2 separate regions of the Homo sapiens genome follow, and region 2 is linked to region 1. A link is an interaction called in ENCODE POLR2A ChIA-PET data of the cell type or tissue named here. Cell type or tissue: MCF 10A. All regions are shown on one strand. Each heading gives the region's core, and the rest is flanking DNA. Links, peaks and the distances in the headings are about the cores only.

Region 1 (7,308 bases), core at 666-5,665:
GAGGGAGGTTGCAATGAGTGGAGATCATACTACTGCACTCCAGTCTGGTGACAGAATAAGATTCTGTCTCAAAAAAAAAAAAAAAAAAAAAAAGCTGCTTTTAAGTAATAGCTGCTGTAAGAAAATTATTGACACAATGAATTAAGCAAACTGTAAAAGTTGTTGTTTTTTTTTCCTGGCTTGTCTTCAGCATGAAGACTGCGTTTTTCTGCTCTCTTTTCTGAAAGGAATTTTAGTGAATTAAAAAACAAAAGAAAGAAAACTACACAGGGGTGAAGGAGAAAAATAAGATAGAAAATAACGCAAATCAGAAATTAACTGATCGTAAATCAGAAAATAACTGATCACATTAAAGATTAAGTGAAAGCAATTATACAGACTTGTTTGACCTGGAAATATCAAGTATTAACATACCTTCAGGGTTTGGCCACTACTGTCTACAATGAACATCGTAACTTCCACATTTCTGGCCACGCTCTTCCCTCCTTTCTCAAATTCTCCCCTTTCAATAGTGATATATAAATCATTCCTCATTTCACCTATAAGGAAAGGAAAATTAAAACCATGTTATATATATATGAGGAAATGTAATAAAGTGCTCTATCAAGAAAAACTTTAGTTTATACAATATACTGCTATACATACATATAAAAGTACAAATATATTTGCATTTTTATAAAAGTGTCCTCACCCTTACTGCCAACATCTGAGAAGAATAACAGCCAGCCTCTGCTAGTCTGAATTAGAAACACTGTAATTCTACATCTAGGAGGTGAATACTGGGACCAAGTAGGAAGGTATTGTCAAGTCTCACCATTTTTCAATATTTCCCTCATTTTATTTATGAGGTGTGATTATAAAATGACAGCCTAGCAGGGGTGGCTCAGAGAAACCAGTCTTATTACTTTATAGTCATAGCAATTTAGGGTAGGAGAAATACCTAAATGTAGTAAAATAATAGGACTGTAAAGGGTACAATTACAACTTAAATCTTTTCCAAAATTCATGGACAAAATGATCTCACTGCTGGAAGAATCCAGATTAGCATTTTATGAACACAGATGTAGAATAATTCCGTCATACAGACAAACTCGGCTTAATATTTCATATCATCAAGCTATAAAACAATTGAGAAAGGCCCTATATTCAAATAGACACATTCTATGTACATATATACTGTCGATTTTTTCTCTACTGGTGATTTATAAAACTTGAGTTTTTAAAAATCTCAACCCTTTCTTATTATTGCAAGATAAAAAAAGATAAATTTGATGCCAACTAGCAAACTTAGGCAAATGTGCTAACAGCATGCTTTTACTTCTTTTATAAAAATTAAACTAGCGGGAAATAATAAATGCATAGAGAAGTGAGAAATAAGTCAACAAAGCACAACTAGAAAGTTTTTAAAGGTAAATGGTGAGATGGCAAGGTCGAATTTATTTTTACTTAACACATATTTCAAACACTTGAAAAAATCAAAAGTAATACTGTTTTCTTTTTTCTTTTCTTTTTTTTTTGAGAAAAAAAAGGGAGGTCTCGCTCTGTCGCCCAGGCTGGAGTGCAGAGGTGGGATCTTGGCTCACTGCAAGCTCCGCCTCCCAGGTTCCCACCATTCTCCTGCCTCAGCCTCCCGAGTAGCTGGGACTACAGGTGCGTGCCACCACGCCTGGCTAATCTTTTGTATTTTTAGCAGAGATGGGGTTTCACCCTGTTAGCCAGGGTGGTCTCGATCTCCTGACCTTGAATACTCTGTTTTCTAATAAAAAATTTCCCCATAAGAAAGAAAATCACTAGAAAGAAAAATAACCATATAACTATGTCTACAATTGGGAGTTTTATAAAACTTCTTCGTCAAAGTGTGCACAAGGAAGTATCCTAGTTCCTCAATACCATGGACCATGGGAGAATATCAGTGTGCCAGATCATCTTCCTCCATAAAGACCAACTTTTTATGATGGCATCATTTACAAATGACCTAGGCTGACAAGGATACAGGTGGGCCATAAAACAGAAAAACTGGGTAAGTTCTAAAAAGAATTACATCTTAGTCACCCTTTACAAAGAGTCTATAAAACATACATTAGTGGAAACAATACAGAGGTCTCTGGCTTATGAATTTCTAGTACTCTTATACAGCTCATACAAACCAACTTGGGAAGGCAATGAACTTAAAGTCCAGGAGAAAAGCAACATATTTCAACACTTTAAAAATTATATTTGTGTGCTTTGAAAGTTTTCTGTTTTAACTATTTCCATTACTAATTTTTAGAGAATGGCCCAGTACATTTTATGTTTATTAGACTTTCTATTTCACTTGATTACTACATATATTTTTTACTCCCACATTTGATGTTATTTATTTAACAATTCCATTATAGAATCAACAGCAAATCAACTGACTTCAACAAACAAAAAATAGGTCTGGTACACACAATGGTCTGCACATGCTAGTTTAACAAGAGGTTTGGGAGGAAATTCTTGACAATAATGTTTCCACGAACAGATGTGGCAGGTAAAAAAAACAACACTCAAATCAAGATACTTTAGAGCAAAATATATTGGCTAAAAACAGCAGAATTCTTTTGCTTCTTGGAGTAAGTGACACATAATAAGTAGCTCTGCTACAAATAGCCTATAAAACCTACACTGACTAATGGGAAGTATAGCTACAGGGGTTGTTACCTTAGGAATTTCTTATAATGAGTAATTAGCTTGTCCAAACCACACAGGGATTAACTGTCCTGCAAAATAAAGACTAAGTGTTTCTTGGGAAGGTGCTTTCCACTGTTATCTGCTGGAAGGACGTGGCCTCTCAGACTCCAGCAAAGGCAAGAGGTGATAAGGGAGGTTTGCAAGGTAACCTGTTTCCCTCTGTCCGTAGGCTAGGCCCAAAGGAGGGAAAATGAGGGATGTACTGCCAGCATCACAAAATTCTTTTTCTATGTACCTGTATTTATTCAACGAATGTTTCTTGAGCATCTCCTGTATGCTAGATACTATTATTCCAAGCCAGGAAGATTCAGTAGTGAATACAGCAAAAATTCTTTCCCCAGAGTCTTGATTCTAGCAGGTGTAAGTCCTTAATAAATACATAAATAAGTAAAATATATAGTATGCTGAGCGATAATAGGCACTGTGGATAAAAGTGAGAAGGAGGATACAGAGTATTGAATGGGGATGGAGGGAGAGTTAAAATTTTCAACAGGGTAATAAGAGAAGGCCTCATGAGAAGATGAGCACCCTGAGTAGGCTACAGTGTTCGACAAAGGAGTAAGGTTCCAAAGGGCATTAGCTTCTCAGGCCAGTCCCCAAGGCCTGTTTAGCTCATAACACAGCTGAATTCTCCTATCTCTTCTTTACAAAAGAGATTCTGAATTCAAATACACTAAAGGCATTAGGTTCACAGGACAATCAGAATAAGGAGATACAGGTTCTAGTCTGTGCTACTGCTATGGTGTGTGACATCAGTCTATACAGGGTATTAGAAACCTCTGGGTCTCAGGTTTTTGTTATTAACATGAGAATAGGGTAAAGGTGGGTAAATGAGAGGTGGTAGGAGAGACAACACTACTTTGTTATATTATGCTGTTTCTATGCCTTACAAAAGAACCTCCGGAAATTAACACGTTCACAAAATCAAACCCCTCATACGTATGCTTTAATTTTCCATTCTTTAACTGTCACTATCCCTGTAACCCCATTATCTTTTGCAAATCTTTTAGACTAAAACCAGATTTCTTTGAAAAGAGAATACATGACAAGAAGAACACTTCTCCTGGACGACATTCTCCATGTGCCTCTCCCCAGGAATTTTACAGCTTGCTTATGTTCCAATTTTGCAAGGTGCCAAGTTTTGCCAAAATATGCAGAAGGATCAAGTTGAAACAAGTGCTAATTAAATCAATACACTTGAGGTTGACTCTGGAGAAAACTCATGAGTCCAAATGGTGTTCAGAAAGCATCTTGGGTAATTAAGAGAGAAACCATCAAGTCAGTATGAAATGGAGTCATAGCACCCGTGTGAAAAGCTATTTCCCTGACAATGTTTATTAACACCTCATACCTCTCAAGTTTATTACTCTAAAAATTTGATGTGCACCACACTTTCTTCCTCTTTAGCAGGCCTGCTGGCTAGGGAGCCTTTACACATATGAAGGCCTTTCAAAATACTACTGTAGACAAGATAAAGATAAGGTCACAAAATTGGGAACAAACTCAAGAGTTCAGTGACTGCAGTCAAATGGATCCATTAACAGCTTGACCTAGATGGGTAAGAGTTTCCGTCAGTAGTTGAAAACTGTAATCCTTGTTTCTGTCTTATGAATGTCTTGGATAAAGGATACAGCGCATGATCACCATAGCATGTAAACCACTGTACACTGTCCCAGCGGCTTTATCTATTTTTTATATATATGCATGTATGTGTGTGTGTGTGTGTGTGTGTGTGTGCACGTGTATTGCGTATACACACACACACAAGCTGGATATTTGTTAAGAGTTATGGAACCAAATAAAATTTCCTGTCCTTTAGTTTTTTTAAAAAAGAAAATGTGTAAATGACTTAGGTGAACTTAGATTACTGTTGATGATGTTGTTAATGATGATGGCAGTAGTAACAGTCCTAGTAGCAACAGCAGCAGCAGTACACTTTATTGAGTACCTACTATGTGCTGGGTACTTTGCAAAATGCTAGAAGTAGAACATCTCATTAAATTATCATATCAACTTTATAAAAAAGGCACTATCATTTCCATTTTGCAGATGAGGAAATTAAAGTGTAGGGATTAAGAATAGTGCCCTAGGTATTATCAGTGACCCCACATTACCTATGAAAACCTGTAATTCCATGCAGTAAGAATGGCCATCAAATAAGCTACTGCAATTCAGCCTTTGTCAGGAGAAGTGACTTGAGCAAGGAAGGTAGTAGTCCTGTGTTGCTTTGCATTTCTCAGACCAGTTTTGAAATACTGATTACAGTTCTAGGGACTATCTTTACAACACAGAGACAGACACAAATGGTGTCATCCAGACCATAAACAATATGAAGAAAGGACTCAGAACCCATCACAAGAAGGAAGAGGTAGACAATAGAATTAACTGAATTTTAAAATGTTGAAGTTCCAAGCAGAAAGGGAAATTGGTCCAACATAAGTCATTTTGAGAGAAAATGTGATGATGTGTTCTTGGTCAATACAAATATTCAAGTATGAGCCAGAAAACCACCACTAGGAACCATGAAGAGGAATGCATGCACTAGACACATGGGTGGGCTGGGTGGCCCCTCATGTGTGTGAAAGGCAGATTAAGATCCCCTCCCCAAAGATGCCTAGGTTCCAATCCCTGGAACCTATGAGTATGTTACCTTGCAGATGTGATTAAATTAATGATCTTGAGATAGGGAGATTTTCTTGGATTATCAGGGTGGGTCCAATATAATCACAGGGTCCTTGAAAAAGGGAGGGGGAAGGGTCAGAATTAGAGAAGGGGATATGATGAGGAACACAGAGGCCGGAATGACTTGGGTCATGAGCCAAGGAGTGCAGGCAGCTTCCACAAGCTGGAAAAGGCAAGGAAGTATATTCTCCCCTGGAAGCATCAGAAGAAATGCAGCCCTGATCACACCTTGATTTTAGTTCAGTGAGACTAGCTCATCCTCTGACCTCCAGAACTGTAACACGGTAAATGTATGTTGTTTGAAGCCACCTTGTTATAGCACCTATAGGAAACTAATACAATGTGACTTCCATATCCAAGCTTCTGTCACTTCATGAGACCTTCAAGGAGGAGGAAGGAATGGGAGCAGGACTCACAGGTAACTGGAGACTGAAACAGAGCACAGACAGGGCAAATGTACGGATAGGCTGAAAAGTTAACTAATATTATATCTCCAATTCTCACACAAGATACACTTGAGTAAAACCCATCAGGTTTTCTCTATTTTCTATCTATCATTCTCATTTTTGTTTTGCTTTGTTTTTAAAAGAGTACTATGAGATACTGAACTCTTTTGGGAGGTAGCTTTTTATGTTTTGCTTATGACAATTAAGCAAGCAAGGGCACATGATGCAACACCCACAATGGGCTCTCCAGACAGTTTTGCTCAGAGGCAAGAGCATGGATAAACTGTGGTTCCCTGTTGCCATCCCACTCTGAGACAATGCATGGAGATCTGGCAGCCCGTTGGGGGAACTCCTATACTCTTGGGGCAGTGGGGACCGTAAGCTTCATAATTTGAGAGGTACCAGTCCCTCCCTCTGTCTGATCTAGGTCTGGGATAAAACTTCAGGGTGACACATTAGAATCTCGGCTTCACTCTCTCTTCAGTCACTGTGGCATTCATTGGTTAAAGACCACCATCTCCTCGCACATCAGGGTTCAGGTCTAAGCTAAGCGGTGTGGGGGTCCAGTGACTAGAGCTGGAGGGTGGTAAGCTTTGGTTAGGTTTAGGATATATATAGATACATTATATATATCAATGTATATTTTGATACAGAGTCTTACTGTCTCCTAGGCTGGAGTGTAATGGCATGATCTCCACTCACTGCAGCCTCAACCTGCTGGGCTCAAGCAATTCTACTACCTCAGCCTCCTGAGTAGCTGGGACTGCAGGCGCACGCCACCATGCCTGGCTAATTTTTGTATTTTTTGTAAAGACAGGGTTTTGCCATTTGTCCAGGCTGGTCTTGAACAACTGAGGTCAAGCAATCCACCATCCTTGGTCTCCCAAAGTGCTGGGATTACAGGTGTGTGCCATCATGCCCAACTAGATTTAGGATATATTTTTAAGGAAAATCAAATCTTACTAGTGCACATCTACTTTCTCCAAAAGAAGGCTTACTGCTGTTTCAATTCCATCTGTTGATGTGTATTTCTCTATCAGTACATAGTAAGGAATATTTATATTGGCCGGGTGTGGTGGCTCACACCTGTAATCCCAGCACTTTGGGAGGCTGAGGCAGGCAGATCACAAGGTCAGGAGATCGAGACTATCTTGGCTAACACGGTGAAACCCCATCTCTACTAAAAATACAAAAAATTAGCTGGGCATGGTGGCGGGCGCCTGTAGTCCCAGCTACTCGGGAAGCTGAGGCAGGAGGATGGCATGAACATGGAAGGCAGAGCTTGCAGTGAGCCGAGATCGTGCCACTGCACTCCAGCCTGGGCAACAGAGTGAGACTCCGTCTCAAAAAAATAAATAAAATAATAATAATAATAATAATGAAATTGCTTACTTCTCTTTTTGTCAAAGTGACTTTTATTTATTTTTTATATTTTTGTTTGTATTTTGCTTTAAGTTCTGGGATGCAT
Region 2 (7,308 bases), core at 906-5,905, 70 kb before region 1:
CAATTGTCAAAAGGCCTAGGAGTCACTTACAACTCCTCCCACTCCTTCACCTTTTTAATATTATCAGTCATCAAGTCCTGCCAATTCAACTTCCTAAATGTCCCTAGACTCTATCTCCACAATCGCCTCTACTTCAAGCCACAGTCATTTCTAGCTTAGGTTACTACCTAAAATCTTTTACAGGGTTCTGCCTCTCATCTTGACTTCAGTGAATCCCCTTTCTTTCTTTTCTTTCCTTTTTCTTTTTTTTTTTTAGAGACAGGGTCTCCCTCTGTTGCCCAGGTTGGAGAGGAGTGGTGCAATCACAGCTCACTGCAGCCTCCACCTCCCTGGCTGAAGCGATACTCCCATCTGACCCTCTTGAGTAGCTGGGACTATAGATGTGTGCCACCATACCCAGCTAGTTTTTACAAACTTTTTATAGCGACAGGGTCTTGCCATATTGCCCAGGCTGGTCTCTAACTCCTGGGCTCAAGTGATCCTCCTGCCTTGGCCTCCCAAAGTGCTCCCAAATTACAGGCATGAGGTACCGTGTCTGGCCAAATGCATTTTCAATAGTGCAACCAGACAGGTCTTTCTTCCCTCAAATGAGATCTTATCTCTCCCTTCTTAAAACAATCACAAGCTTCAAAATGTCCTCAAAACAAAGTCTACACTCATTCATACAGCCTTAAACTCTATATTCTATCAAATGATCAACAACTATTTCTTGAATGCCTGCTATGTGCTAGGAATGGTCTGGAATCTAAGGATACAGCAGTGAGCCAGACAAAGCTTCAGATATCAAGGAGCTTATGGCCCAGTGGGATATATACATAAACTGGGAAATACACATAAACAAATAAACAAAAATATTCCAGATTCCAATAAGTATTATAAAGGTGGGGTAGAGAGTGTGCTGTGTCAGTCGGGGCATTCAGGTGATATTTTAATAGAGAGGTCTGAATGTTCCAGCCAAATATATATCTAGCACACTCCTACTAACCTCAGTTCTCAGCTGAGACCTCCCCTGGGAAGTTTTCCTGTTGCCTTGAGTCTGGGTTGGCAGCACCTCCCACACGCTCCATAGCATCGCGTGCTTACCCTGAACATTCACCACTCAGGGTGCTCATGCCCATTATTTGCCTGATTACTCCCCTACAGGAACAGGGTATCTTGTGCCTGGTTACATCCCTAGTGCGTGGTGCACAGTGCTTGCCATGCTTGAGTTGCTCAATATCCACTTCCTGAATGGCAGATGAAGTAATTAATATTATTAAATAATTCTCCTAGTCAGAAGGCCTTGCTATTTTTTTTTTCAGACGGAGTCTCACTCTGTTGCCCAGGCTGGAGTGCAGTGGTGTGATCTCAGCTCACTGCCACCTCTGCCTCCTGGGTTCAAGCGATTCTCCCACCTCAGCCTCCCAAATAGCTGGGACTACAGGCACGAGCCACCATGCCCAGCTAATTTTTGTATTTTTAGTAGAGATGGGATTTTGCTATGTTGGCCAAGCTGGCCTTGATCTCAGGTGATCCACCCACCTCGGCCTCCCAAAGTGCTGGGATTACAGGCCTGAGCCACGGCGCCCCGCCAGCCTCAGTAATTTTAAAGAGGGTAATATAATTGTCCTTGGAAGAGGTGTATTGGCTGACTGAAATGAGAAAAGTCCACATAAAACATTTTATTCATTATTTCCATTTGTTTTATTACTGCTAACATGAATACCAAAGCATAAAACTCAACACCTGGATAATTAGTCATGTCTTTCAGTTTATGCTTCTCTGCTATTTTTTAATTCCCAGGCTCCATAAAAATATGTACGCTTTTCCTATGGGAAATTTTCAAATATGAAGTCATAGACTTCTTAAGTAAAACCTAATGATTCTTTAACTGTGTTAAGAATACAGCTTCTAACGAAAGTTAATAAATGCACAGTTCTCTTCCTTTTGACATTATGGGTTTTTGTACTCAGAGTGGGTAAGTCCTAAGGCCTTTTATCCATTTTTAATTCTAAATTCAAGATTGAATGTAAGGCCAGGCATGGTGGCTCATGCCTGTAATCTGAGTACTTTAGGAGGCTGAGATGGGAGGATTTCTTTAGGCCAGGAGTTTGAGACCAGCCTGGGCAACATAGTGAGACCCTGCCTCTACAAAAAAATTTTAAAAATTAGCTAAGTGTGGTAGCATGTGCCTGTAGTCACAGCTACTTGGGAAGCAGAGGCAGGAGGATTGTCTGAGCCTAGGAGTTTCAGGATGCAGTGAGCCATGATTGTACTACTGCACTCCAGCCTGAGTAACAGTAAAACCCTGCCTCAAAAAAAAAAAGAAAAAAGATTCAATGTAAGAATGAAAAACATGATGCCATATGCCAAATGACTGACTGCTGAGGGATTAAATCTGCCAAAAATGATTCTTTGTTTTATATGACTCAGCTTTTCAAGTTCTCTAAGGTAACAACAGGAAGATTTTTCTGAGATCATACAATATTTTCCAGTTAAAGTCAAAGATAAGTGACCCCTATGTACTATCTATATTAAAAAATCAACAATTTCTTCCCCTAAGGCACTGGGAAGGCTTCCAATCAAGCAAATGTCATAGCAGAACTGTACTTTTGGTCCTATAATTCTCCACCACCCAGCTTAAAAGCAACAATTCTAATATGATGGTTTCCATATGAAATTTGTCCAGAAAACTGAAGAGATGGAAGAGAAATAAAAGTAAATAAGGAAGATGACAGATCATATCATTCCTCCAACTAAGAATAATCAAGCATTTAGTGAAACCATGAAGGATGCATTACAGTTCTGTGAATCTCAGCAAATACTGGATTTTTATAAACCTGGCATCCTTATTTCCTATTTAATGTCAGCTTGTCAGAGTAGCACAGCATATTGATTAGACTATAGCTGATAGAGAATATCAAATACAACTCTGTATCCCTAGTCAAAAAGTTGTAGCCAGAACTTCTCATTATGGTTTTAGTGAGATGAAATGAGTGAACATATTTACATATTCTCTTTTATCTTCTATTAAGGCAATGTTTCTAGGTTCACGTAGTTAATCTATTTGTTTTTATCTCTTCAGTTCTGTTATTCTGCTTCTAGTTTATTGAACTTTGATGACAGGTACTTCACATCCTATATCCTTCTCTGAAATGAGAGTTAATAGCTTTGCTTGAGTAATAGAAATCTTTAAAAGCCAATATAGATGAGCAGATCTGTGGATGAGGCTGAGAAAAACAGCTTAGAACTTAATGGAAACAGGTAAAGCAATTGTCTAGGATTTATCTCAACAGTGATGAATAAAAACAAGATAAACCCAAAAGATATGTTAAAGAAAACATTTTAAAATGTCACTTACCCTTAGTTCTTCCTTTGTATTAAAACTATCAAGAAGCTGTTGATAATGTCTATCTGTCATTTGTCGTAATAGGGACAGGAGACAAGCAACAAACTCCCCCTAAGTTAAAAAAAAAAAAAGCATACATTTTATTTTTAGTAAGGACGTAAAAGAACATCAGTAACTTACACTGAACTGTCCTCAAAGAGAATAGGTTAAAATGAAATCACGATGATCCAAACTTGCCCTGTGAAGTCTTCTTAATATAAATTATCCAAAATGTCACAGCCAAAACTCCCTATGATGATTACCATTTATTTACTTGGTATTCACAAATTTATAATTTTAGGGAGGATTTTTTTTTTTAACTTGAGTGGAAGCTTTTCACTTGGGAACTAACTTCACACATTTAAAGAAGGTAAGGCACCGAGGGTTTATGATCATTTACTGAGCATTTAACATGTCTGTAATAATTCTAACATTTAAGCTTCATATCAACACTATGAGGTAGGGGGTATAATACCTTTTTGAAGAAGGTAAAATGTAGTTTCTGATGTGCTAAATGACTTGCCCCAAGTCACTCAGCTAGAAAGTAGCAGAGCTGGCATTATCCCCAGTCTTTCTGCCTCCAAAGCCCTTCCTGTAGCTTCATGCTCCATTTTTGAATTCAAATGACCTCCTCCAACTCATCAGAGAGTTGATCTGCTGACTCACAGGGTATAATGAATGCCATATGTTGCATAATGTTCATTTCAATCTCCTTTTAAAAAATAGTTTTATTCAGATGTCTTGGAAGATTGAAAACAATTTTTTTAATTGGCCATTCTTTTTGTGCTTGGGCTCTATGTGATTTGTAACCATAAATTCTAATTCTTAAAAATTAACAATAAAAAAGTAAACATAGCATCTATGGATTTGAAGACCTACATAAAATTGCTATCACTTGCATTTTTGAATGAACTTCTAATTTAAAATGCTTGCATTTTCAATGCAACCTTTTGTGCTCAGCAAAGAATTTATCTACTTTTAAACAGAGTAATAACATTTAAAACAAAACAAATACAATAGGAGAGGCAATCACTGGTAACTAACTGTATATTTACAGAAGTGCAATTTAATTGGGAACTGGTTTCTTAGATTTTACATGGAAAGAGACTACAGACTTTATAAGTAGAGACTAAAAGCCCTGAGAAGGGAATTTTTCAACAGAAGCAGCTGGGTGAGGAAAATTCAATGTATCCTCGCCCACTGCCATGGGAGACCCAAGGATGCTATAATACTTAAAGACCATGTCAAGGCAACCAGGTACTCAGGCTAGATCTCTGTTTGCAGATAATCATTTGCAACACACAGGTATGACAAATAATTATCTATATACATTTTTTAGGGTAAATATTCAAGAAACTAACCAGTGTGGGCCAGAAGAAACATCCTTCAAGCTCAACATATACTTTGTTAATGAACATGGGAATCCTTGATATTTAACAAAAGAAATAAAAAGTTTAAAGGCAATATTATTAATATTTTTGTATATGTGTGTAAGGTAGTAACCCAACCCAACACTAGGAAAAGAATGATCTAGAAGGATTGAGAGAACAGTGCCTTGTGCTCACACAGGACTGGGAATAATAGAGCCTTTTTTTTTTTTTAATACCAGCCAGACTGGAAAAACCTCACAATTAATAAGGCATTAGTTAGAGTACCAAAAACAGTGTTTCCTTAGTACTGGAGAAAAACTACTCCTAGAGTAATGCTGTTCTGGTCCTACCTCACAAATTTCAAAAGCAAGACCTAAAATGATCAAATAGTTTCCAATAAATTTAACCTCACTCTATAGCAAAGCTCAGATATTTTTTAGAAATTAAAAAAATCCACCTGTCAACAATGTAAAATTCACAATAACTGGCATGCAATGAAAAATCACCAGGCAGGTCAAGAAGAAGGAAAAAATGACGCAAATGAGGAGAAAAAGTAATATATCAATAGAAACAGATCCAGAAATGACATAGATAATAGAATTACCACACAAGAACATTAACATAGTTATATTACTGTATTCTAATTTTTCAGGAAGCTAGAGGAAAGACTGAATATGTTAATTTAGAGACATGGAAGACATAAAAAGAGCCCAAATTAAACTTCTAGAGATGAAGGCTACAATTTGTGAGATGAATATTAATTGAATGGGTCGAGTGGCAGATTAGACACTGCAGAAGAAAAGATTATTGAACTTGAAAGGTAGGGCAGTAGAAATTCTCCAAAATAAAGCATAGACAGAAAAAACTGAAATAAAAAGAAAAACAGAAAAAAGCATCAGTGAACTGGAGGACAACTTCAAGTAGCAGAATATCTATGTAACTGAAAGTCTCAGAGAGAAGGAAGAGACAGAAAAAATAATTGAAGAAATGAGAAAAAAACTTTTTCAAACTCTTTGAAAATTATAAACCTGTATATCAAAAAATCTCCACAAACCCCAAGCACAAGAAACAAGAAGAAAATTACACCAAGGCACATCATAATCAAATTGCTTATAGCCAGTGGTAGAGAAAATCTTAAAACACTATTCAGAAAAAAAAGGGGCACATTACATAGAGAAGAACAAAGACAAAGATGAGAAAAGATTTCTCTTGGAAAGAACACAAGCTGAAAGACAACGGAGCAACAGCTTCAGAGAACTAAAAGGAAAAAAAACCCCAAAAACTATTAACCAAGAAAAATATCTTCCAAAATATAAAATATAAAAATATCTTCCAAAAGCAAAGACAAAATAAAGACTTTTCAAACCTCCCAAAGCTTATTCACCACCTCTATTCAACATTGTACTGAAGGTTTTAGTCAGTGCAATAAGGCAAGAAAAGGCAATCAGGAATACAGGTTTGAAAGGAATTTTTAAAAAGCTGTCTTTCTTCACAGAAAGCGTAGCTGTGTATATAGAAAAAGCTATGAAATTGATAAAGAGCTACTGGAACTAATTGAGTTTATTTACATTCCAAAATATAAGATCAATGTACAAAAATAAATTTTACTTCTACACACTAAAAATGAACAATCAGAAATTGAAATTTAAAATAATATCATTAAAATATGAAATAATTACTGATCTATTTGACAAAAGATGTATAAAATCTGCACACTGAAGGCTGCAAAACACTGAGGGGTGGAGTTAAATACTTAAAAAAAATGAAGATATTACATGTTCATGGATTGGGAAATGCAATATTGTTAAGATGTCAATTTTGGCTGGGCGTGGTGGCTCATGCCTATAATCCCAGTACTTTGGGAGGCTGAGGCGGGTGAGTCACCTGAGGTCAGGAGTTTGAGACCAACCTGGCCAACATGGTGAAACCTGAGCTCTACTAAAAATACAAAATTAGCCGGGTGTAGTGGCACAAGCCTGTAATCCCAGCTACTTGGGAGGCTGAGGCAGGAGAATTGCTTGAACCCAGGAGGTGGAGGTTGCAGTGAGCCAAGATTGCACCACTGCATTCCAGCATGGGTGACATTAGCGAAACCCTACCTCAAAAAAAAAAAAAAAAAAAAAAAAAAGATGTCAATTATCCCCAAATCGATATATAGATTCAATGCAATCCCAGTAATTATCCTAGCATAGCTTTGGGGATTAGAAATTGAAAGGCTGATCTAACTTTAAAATCCATAAGGAGTGAAAAGGATCTAAAATAGTCAAAACAACTTTGAAAAAGAAAAGTAAAGTTGGAAGACTTACACTTACTGACTTTAAGATTTATTATAAAACATGACAATCAAGATAGTATGTTACTGGTGTCAAAACAGAAAAACAGGTAAATGGAACACAATAGCCAAACCCAGGAACAACTCAAATGTCTACCAAGAGGTGAATGAATAAACAAACTGCAGTATATCCATACAATGGAATACTATTCAGCAATAAGAAGGAATAAACTATTGATATACAAAAGAATAAGGATGAAACTCAAATATATTGTGTCAAGACAGAATCCCCTGCCCCT

Evidence for each region. ChIA-PET counts read pairs that join two places held together with the same protein. Peaks named below come from ENCODE experiments on the same cell type or tissue, not always from the same donor. Only the 100,000 strongest peaks of a DNase experiment are listed, where the experiment ranks them.
Region 2: POLR2A ChIA-PET joins it to region 1 with 6 read pairs; 2 of 35 experiments call an interaction of 5 or more read pairs at or near these places.

Annotation. Positions count from the first base shown.
Region 1 is chr7:111,901,263-111,908,570 of GRCh38, forward strand. DOCK4 (dedicator of cytokinesis 4) reads right to left here. Exons shown (of 53, transcript NM_001363540.2): 14 at 415-539. Among named protein-coding and RNA genes, the nearest start is that of DOCK4-AS1, 96 kb to the left of the region's middle. In MCF 10A, for the core only: no CTCF peak of the experiment used is centred there; a DNase peak (open chromatin) is centred at 2,739.
Region 2 is chr7:111,831,248-111,838,555 of GRCh38, forward strand. It overlaps DOCK4 (dedicator of cytokinesis 4), which reads right to left. Exons shown (of 53, transcript NM_001363540.2): 26 at 3,341-3,439. Among named protein-coding and RNA genes, the nearest start is that of DOCK4-AS1, 26 kb to the left of the region's middle. In MCF 10A, for the core only: no CTCF peak of the experiment used is centred there; a DNase peak (open chromatin) is centred at 3,984.